3 separate regions of the Mus musculus genome follow, and all the other regions are linked to region 1. A link is a loop called in an ENCODE intact Hi-C map of the cell type or tissue named here. Cell type or tissue: heart. All regions are shown on one strand.

The links. Hi-C counts contacts between places; a loop is a spot of excess contacts. Peaks named below come from ENCODE experiments on the same cell type or tissue, not always from the same donor. Only the 100,000 strongest peaks of a DNase experiment are listed, where the experiment ranks them.
Region 2: it touches region 1 in a loop (3.0-fold over the local background); 5 of 42 quality-filtered maps call a loop at or near these places.
Region 3: it touches region 1 in a loop (4-fold over the local background); 3 of 42 quality-filtered maps call a loop at or near these places.

What each region holds. Positions count from the first base shown.
Region 1 is chr3:57,844,840-57,847,339 of GRCm38, reverse strand. It overlaps Pfn2 (profilin 2), which reads left to right. Exons shown (of 3, transcript NM_019410.3): 2 at 1,974-2,166. Among named protein-coding and RNA genes, the nearest start is that of Pfn2, 1.7 kb to the left of the region's middle. In heart, a CTCF peak has its summit at 1,226; DNase peaks (open chromatin) are centred at 29 and 289; H3K4me3 peaks cover 1,531 bases; H3K27ac peaks cover 1,031 bases.
Region 2 is chr3:57,734,873-57,737,372 of GRCm38, reverse strand. It overlaps Rnf13 (ring finger protein 13), which reads right to left and starts at 1,316. Exons shown (of 10, transcript NM_001113413.3): 1 at 1,173-1,316. In heart, no CTCF peak of the experiment used is centred here; a DNase peak (open chromatin) is centred at 1,472; H3K4me3 peaks cover 2,147 bases; H3K27ac peaks cover 2,028 bases.
Region 3 is chr3:58,524,733-58,527,232 of GRCm38, reverse strand. It overlaps Serp1 (stress-associated endoplasmic reticulum protein 1), which reads left to right and starts at 1,349. Exons shown (of 3, transcript NM_030685.3): 1 at 1,349-1,823; 2 at 2,075-2,150. The coding sequence starts at 1,740. It overlaps Eif2a (eukaryotic translation initiation factor 2A), which reads right to left and starts at 1,412. Exons shown (of 14, transcript NM_001005509.2): 1 at 1,147-1,412. The coding sequence starts at 1,174. In heart, no CTCF peak of the experiment used is centred here; a DNase peak (open chromatin) is centred at 1,342; H3K4me3 peaks cover 2,500 bases; H3K27ac peaks cover 1,796 bases.

The DNA.
Region 1 (2,500 bases):
GGGCGCCAAGCCGGCAGGTGTGCGGCGGGCCTCTGAGAAGGGGACGCCCGCCCGCGAGGAAGGGATGCGGCTAGGGCTGAAGGGAAGGGTACCGCCGGCTTCCTCGCCCGCCCGCGAGGAAGGGGATGCAGCCGGAGCCCGGTTGCGGGCAGCTGAGCCTGGGGATGCTGCCCGAGGCCGCGCGGGGGCGGGGCGGCCGGACTCTTCGCCCCGGCGGCGCCCCGGCTTGCGGCTGCCAGGGTGGAGGAGGGGACGCCTCCCCGGGAGGCCCTCGGCGTTCGGGGAGCCCTGCGGGCTGCAGTGCGGGTCCCCGGGTGTGGGCGGGGGGAATCTGGGCGGCAGGCTGGCCCTGGATCTGGTTCGGTTGTGAGCGCGGAATGTGGGAGGCGGCAGTGGCCGGATCCCGGGAATTAATGGAGTGACTTTGCGTAGGCTTGCGGGTGTCCAGGCCGCCTAGGCTGGAGAGAAAGGTACGCGGACCACGTAGGTGGAATGGTGAATCTACTTCAGCTTGTGGTTCTATAGTTTTTTTTTTTTTTCCTCCAAGATGGCGAACTGCCATTGATTTCTCTTCTCCACCTATAGAGATTCATCGATATACTGTTATCCCCAGTTACGCAACATAGCTCTAAAAAGGGGATGGTTTAAGGGTGATTTAAAAAAATCTGGGGAGTCGCTGGAGGGGGATAACACTTCTCCAAGTCACTCCCTCTTTAGTGATGGTAGTAAAAGAACTAATACCGATTTATGCTTCACGGTGCCTCCTTTTCATGTGACTTGATGGCTTTTGACTGGGTTGCCACACATTTGGAGAATATTCGTCAACCAGTCTCCAACACTGCTTATTGTTATGCTTGTTTCTATGCAATGCTCTTTAAGATTTTGACACCAGTATCAAGTACAGGACCATTCTCTTAATTTCTTTGCTCCCCACTCCCACTCCCTCCCCTACCACATAACAGAATTCAAGTCCCATATCACAGGTGCTCAGCATTTTACTACTTAATGTGGTTTAACAAATTAGTGTGGATTCAGTCTGTGACAGGAGTGCTTTAAGATCTCCTGTCCCCATGTGGGAGGCCACAGTTCCTATAGCGAATTGACATTTGGTGATTAACTTTTTTTTCTGCAGTCTTGTCTTTGTGTGTGAGTTCCCGCTGTCTGGCTTAAGAATATTGCGGGAGTATGCTTGGAAATGGCTGGGGCCTGCTATGACTCTGCAGTTCTGATGGGGGCGACGCCTTCCTTCTTATTCATGGAACGTTAGAATGAACAGATTCTCTTTTCCGGTTCTGGTGGCTACCTCACTTTCTTTACCAATGCCCCTCCATTTTCTCTCTGATTTTGCTGTTGCTACCGCAGTGCTGTAGACAGAATCACTCTGCATTTGTCCAGAAGGAAAGCAGGTTATTGAATGGAAGGGCAAGGCAAGTTGGAGAGAAAAGAGTGGTGGCTAGAAAAGTAGGAGGGAAATATGAATTTGGAGATGTCCCACAGTCTGTGGTAACTGAGGTTCATACTACCAGGGACATTTCAAGCTGCTTGAAACAGAGATGTAAGCAGGCCCATCTGGATCGACTTTACCCAACTTTAAATTTGATGCAACATGACTAATGTGGCAAAATATGATAGTCAAGCTGTTGTATACAAGAGCTTATACCTGAATCTTTACAATTACATAAGCACCTCAAGTAGCACCTGACTTGAGATAGTTTATAAATAACTCGTTTTCAGTTTGCACCTAGTGTCAACTGCCAACTATTTAGGGAAACTCTCTGTATGGTTGATACACACTGGCTTTTAGTTAGCAGGCCTCACTGTTCGCTGCAAAAGCAAACTAATGTGTAAATCATGTAACCACGAAGGAATAGGTAATAATAAAAACAGCTATCTTGATTCTACGGTAGCACACAGTTTGTTGTATCAGATTCTGATTAACTGTAATTTTTTTCTTCTTTGTTTTGGGTGGCCAGCCAGTAGAAATAGATATGATTGTAGGAAAAGACCGGGAAGGTTTCTTTACCAACGGTTTGACTCTTGGAGCAAAGAAGTGTTCTGTGATCAGAGATAGCCTATACGTTGATGGTGACTGCACAATGGACATCCGGACAAAGAGTCAAGGTGGGGAGCCAACATACAACGTTGCTGTTGGCAGGGCCGGGAGAGGTGAGTAGGCTTTTTTTTTTCTCCTTAAAAGTTGCATGTCATATTACAACTAGGGTTTCTTTAATGGTTTAAATTGAAAATTGGTTCATAATGGCTATTAAGGTGGTTTTTGTGAACTGCTCAGCACTGAAAGGTGGCACTGCTTTCAGCCTGTCTACTTTAGAGTGGTGCATATGCAGCCTCATCTGACTACTCTAAATTATGACAGCTTTGGTAAACCTAAAAATGAAAAGGTGCCTCAGTCCAACGCGTTACGATGCTGTGGGATAGATGGTTGTTAGTCTGTGCCAGTCACTTAGTTATCTTTGTGTCTAATTAGTCTTTACTTGGAGAT
Region 2 (2,500 bases), 110 kb after region 1:
TAAAAACAAAAACAAAAACAAAAAAAAAACTATACCTGAAATTAACTCTATGGCCATAGATTATAAAAAGAAGAAAAAAGTCTATTAATGAATCCCTGTGGCCCTCCACACTCAACTCCTATTTAAAGACCACAGTCCTCTGAAATGAATTCTTTTTGACCCATTAAAAACTGTCTTTAAACAAGGCTTGATGGCTAGTAATTCCAGTACTGAGTAAGCTGAGGCAAAAGAATGGAAGTCTGAGATCAGACTGGGCTACATGTAAGGACCATGTCTCAAATAAATAAACAATGACCCTGTGGCCAATTAAACTCTCAAAAGTTCTTCCCTAAATCTTTAAATAGCCTGTCTCTACTGGCTCTTGGGAGGCACGGCCACTTTACTGTATTGTATCAGAAAGTGCAGCTGTCTTCTGGGCACTGCTGAAAGGAACGCAGTTTCCACTGGAACTGCTGCATCACTGGTAGAAAACAGTATAATCCAGGCAGGTTTGGGGCAGACATCAGCCTATAGCAGCTGCCCACGGTGCTGAAATTGAAGATTAAAATGGGAGTTATGGAAATTAACTACTGCCAGATTAGAAGAAAATAGGGCAATTGACCATAAGCAAGCAGAGAACATGCAGCAAAGTTGTTTCCCTCTCAGGGGCAGATCAATTCAATAAGCGTCCTTGCAAAAAAGTTCGGACTTCCAACATTGGGTAGGAAAAAAAAAAAAAAAGGCAGTATGTGGCCCTAGCAAGGTCACGTCCAAGCCTGTGAGCTGAGCTTTTACGGAAGGAAAGGGGAGTGGGTGAGAAAAGGAAGGAAGCAAGCGATGAGATTTTCTTCTTCTTCTTTTTAAAGACAAAACAGCCCGAGAGTATTTTCGCCGAGGACTTAAGAGGCAAGTCCTGGACTAGAGAAGTCTTCCAAGTATCTTTCCAGGCCACGGGGACCTCTGGAAGGGGCCGTGGGAAGCAAAATCCATAGCCCGACAACTTCAGATCTACCAGCCCGCAGGATGGGATGCTAAGGACTCCTCTCCCGCACGGGCCTGTGCTGTCACTGCACGTAGCAGAGGAGCCCGACCGTCCCCACCTCGGGCTACCGCACCCAGGCCGGAGTGGGTGTGTTCTCCCGGCCAGGCCCGACAACCCCCGCCTACCGCTGCGGAGCCACGCTGGTTCTTACCTGAAGTCCGCCCCCGGAACCTAGGCTCACGGCCACCCAAGAGAAGTCGCTACCCGGACTTCATGACTGAGTATCCGCACTGAGCCCCTACCCAAGCAAGTCGGAGAAGGGACCACAACAGCGGGCAAGCGGAAGTCCCGCCTCCCATGCCTCATTGGCCCATACTCGGAGGTAAAGAAATATTATTGGGCTGTGATGTTGCCCGTCACGGCCCCGCCCCTCTCGCGGAGTCGCGCAGCCTGCCTCTGCTGGGTTGGGAGAATTGCCCAGTTTTTGAGTGTCGTTCTGAACCGCGTGATACATCATCCCTATTAGGAACGGGGAAGATGAGGGAGGGACGGCTTTTGGAAGCCCTGGGTGCGGTGGAGAAGCCACCCTGGACTGCCCCAGCCTGATCCGCAGATGATTGGCTTGCAGAGTGAGGCCCTAGCGAAGGCTGTGTGTCTGAGTGGCCCGCAGCGATCCGAGGCCGAAGAGCCGCGAAGTGTCTTGCACCCTCCCGGGAGAGGGCCGATGAGGGCGGGGAACTCCGGGTGACGCCTTGCGCTGGAATCCAGGTCGGGTTAGAACTAACCGCCCGAGGTTTATGCAAGAACCACGAGGCCTGGCAGGGAGCCGGGCTGATCAGCTCACTGCTTGACTAGCCAAAGTCCAACCACGCGATTCAGTCCTCAAAACAGCCTTTCAAAAACCATGTCACCTTTTGAGGAACGAAAATCTCATCCCTTGAGTTCTCATACTTTTTCACCCCCTAGTCTGAAAAAGCAGAGTTCTTGGATTGAAATGACCTATTGGGCCATCAACATTAACAGCTCCTAAACTACTGCCTTTTGTTTTTAATGCGGTTTGATGCAAAGATTCTGACATGCCCTAATCGAACTGGCCCTAATAAAGCATCTTTGAGGCCCATACTGGCATCAAATATTTAATTAACATGTTTGGATTTTGGTTGTGGGGGGAGTTATTACAGGAATGTAAGTTGTTTATAGCCTCGTTTGCTTCAGGAGCCCTAAGTAGGTGGGGAACAAGAATAGAAAGATTTCCTATTCTTTTTTCTTGTGCCTTTTAAACTAGAATCTACTCTAAATACCACTCAAGCAATTTAAGAAAACAAATGTAAGGGATTGAAGATTGAGTTCACAGTCAGCACCCAGAGCACTTGCCTAGCAAGCACTAGACTCTGGGTTACAGAAAAGGGAGGGAACAAAAAAGAATCAGATTAGAATAATAAGGACCATCAAAAACATTTTCAGCTGCATAGCCCATAATTGTATAGTTAATGTATTTTTCATGTATTGGGAAGAAGACATTCACAACTATATAACTGT
Region 3 (2,500 bases), 680 kb before region 1:
GATGGCTCAGCATTAAGAGTACTTGCTTCTCTTAAGAAGAAATAAATAGAGTTCTCAGCACTCATCTAAGGTGAGGCTCACAACTCTAACTCCAGCCCCAGGGAAGCCCACACCCTCTTCTGGGCCTCTTAAGGCCTGTACTCCTGTGCACACGCTCAGATACAGACGCATAAATAAATAAATAAATAATCTAAACAAAAGAAAACAATCTCAACTATCTGGCAGTGTTTAGAAGATTGCAACTAGCACCTCATAACTATCTGGCGAATAAATTATGATAGTCTATCTGAACAGGATAAGCATGGCTCTTAAAAATGTATATTCCTAGACTGGCAGAAGTATAAAAGCTTTGCCGTGTCTCAGGAGGACATAACTTCCAATTCTCAAAAATAAGACATTCGTCCTAATGATGCTATCTTTCTTCTTACATTGTTATCAACGATTTTTTTCTTTCCCACTTCTTTTCTACTTGAATCTTTTGTTTATTCAAACTTACATACCCAAGCCATAACATAGTATAGCACCTTTCCCAGTGTTGTCCAAGTTTGTTGTTGTTGTTTAAGCACCACAATATGTGTCAGCTTTAAATTCCTAGCGTCTTCTCATGTTCTACTTCTTAAATACTGTCTCACAGCTGTTTCAATCGAAAACATTAGACTATCATTATCCTGCTCACTGTCGCCACCTTAAGCCACATCTTCAGCATGAAACCTAACCTACACTAGCAATGTCTTGCTCCCTATCAACTCCCACAAACCTCATAACAATAAGGGAGCATATAATTTTTAATAATACTTAAGTTCAGATGAATTCGGTGTGAAGAGTCTTGTTTCTTCTATTAAGAAGGGTCCAAGCAACACCCGGCATTGCAGACCACAGGTCACACATCAAACTAATACTTTCTGTTACCTGTCTATTCCTATGGAAGATGAAGAACGATGGATGGATAACTGGGAGGAGGGACTACTGGGGACGGAGACTTCACTTCCCATTGGGATGCTATTACCAAATAAACTAAAAGACAGTTTGGTCCTTCCAGGAGGAAAGGCAAGACGGACTTCCAAGGCTTGCTAAGGAATTCTCCAGCGCGAAGACACAGAAAGAAATCACCGTAAAGGAAGAGTCTCTCGCTCTTTTGGAACTCACCTGTCAACAGCGGTGTGGACGGCGCCATCTTGTCCCGGAAAGAGAAACCCACGCGCTGGGGTGAGAGTTCAAGAAAGGCCGAACCCGGCCTCTACACGTCTCCCCAAGCGCAAAGTCTGCGAGTCGGTGTTTCCGGCGCCGCCAGCCTCGGGGCCAATCCACGTCTGGTTCCCGAGCGCGCACGCGCAGCTCTGGCTCCTCGTTTTCCGGAGCGGGGAAGAGCCTGGCTGCGGTGGCGGCCGGCGCTCGCCCTCCCTCTCCGGAGCGGGCGGAGTCCACACTTCCGCGGGGCGGGGTCTGCCCAGTGCTGACGTTGGCAGCCGAACCCGAACTAGTTCGAGGTTGCCGGTTGCACTGTCCGGTGGTTGGACTCTTGCCTCTCGGCCCTGCGGCCCGCTCTCCCCGGCACGCCGCCCCAAAGGCTGCTCAGACCGCCGCGATCGGCGGCTGCCGGTGTTCCAGCGCTCCGCGTCCCGGCCCAGTGGCTGTAGACGGCGTAGGCACCGCGATCAGAGCCGAGCCTCCCTCCCGGTGGCCCGGGACCGGCGAGCGAGCGAGTCCGAGAGGTTCTTGGGGCAGGTGGCGCTGCGAAAATGGTCGCCAAGCAGAGGATCCGTATGGCCAACGAGAAGCACAGCAAGAACATAACTCAGCGCGGCAACGTCGCTAAGACCTCGGTAAGGGAAAGTGGGCACCCCGCTCCATGTCGTGGCCGGGAGCCGAGGCCCGCGCCCCGCGCCCGGCCGGGGCCGCGGCGAGTTCTCCCCAGACCCGCCTGACTCCGGACTCCCGCTGCGGTGGAATCTGGGGTGGGGGGAGAGATCTGTGAGTCGGCCGGCCGGCCACCTGGCCTGGGGTGCAGGCCTTGGGAGCCCGGGATCCGAGAGTGCTTTCTCTGCATTTGAAACCGGGTTTTTTCTTTTTGCAGAGAAATGCCCCCGAAGAAAAGGCGTCGGTAGGACCCTGGTTATTGGCCCTCTTCATTTTTGTTGTCTGTGGCTCTGGTAAGTGTTTGGGGGGCTCTCGCGGTTTGGAATGACGTGGATGAGTGGCGAGTCCTACCTACCCGCGTGGTTCTCAACCCACCTGCTAAGAGAATTGTTTCTAGTGAACTGGATAACTTGTACCACAGAGGGTGGTGCCCCAGAAATTTCTCTTACCTTGATTTATGCTCATTGAAGATCAAAAAGAGAGAGAGAGAGAAATTAGATCTTCCTAATGATCCCTTAGAAGAAATTAAGCACCAAATATCTCTGATTTGCATTGTAACTTTATTATCGATAGTGTTGCAAAAAACTTAGCGAACATCGTGAACATCTGGATACTAGAACAGGACTGAACGATACCAGTACCT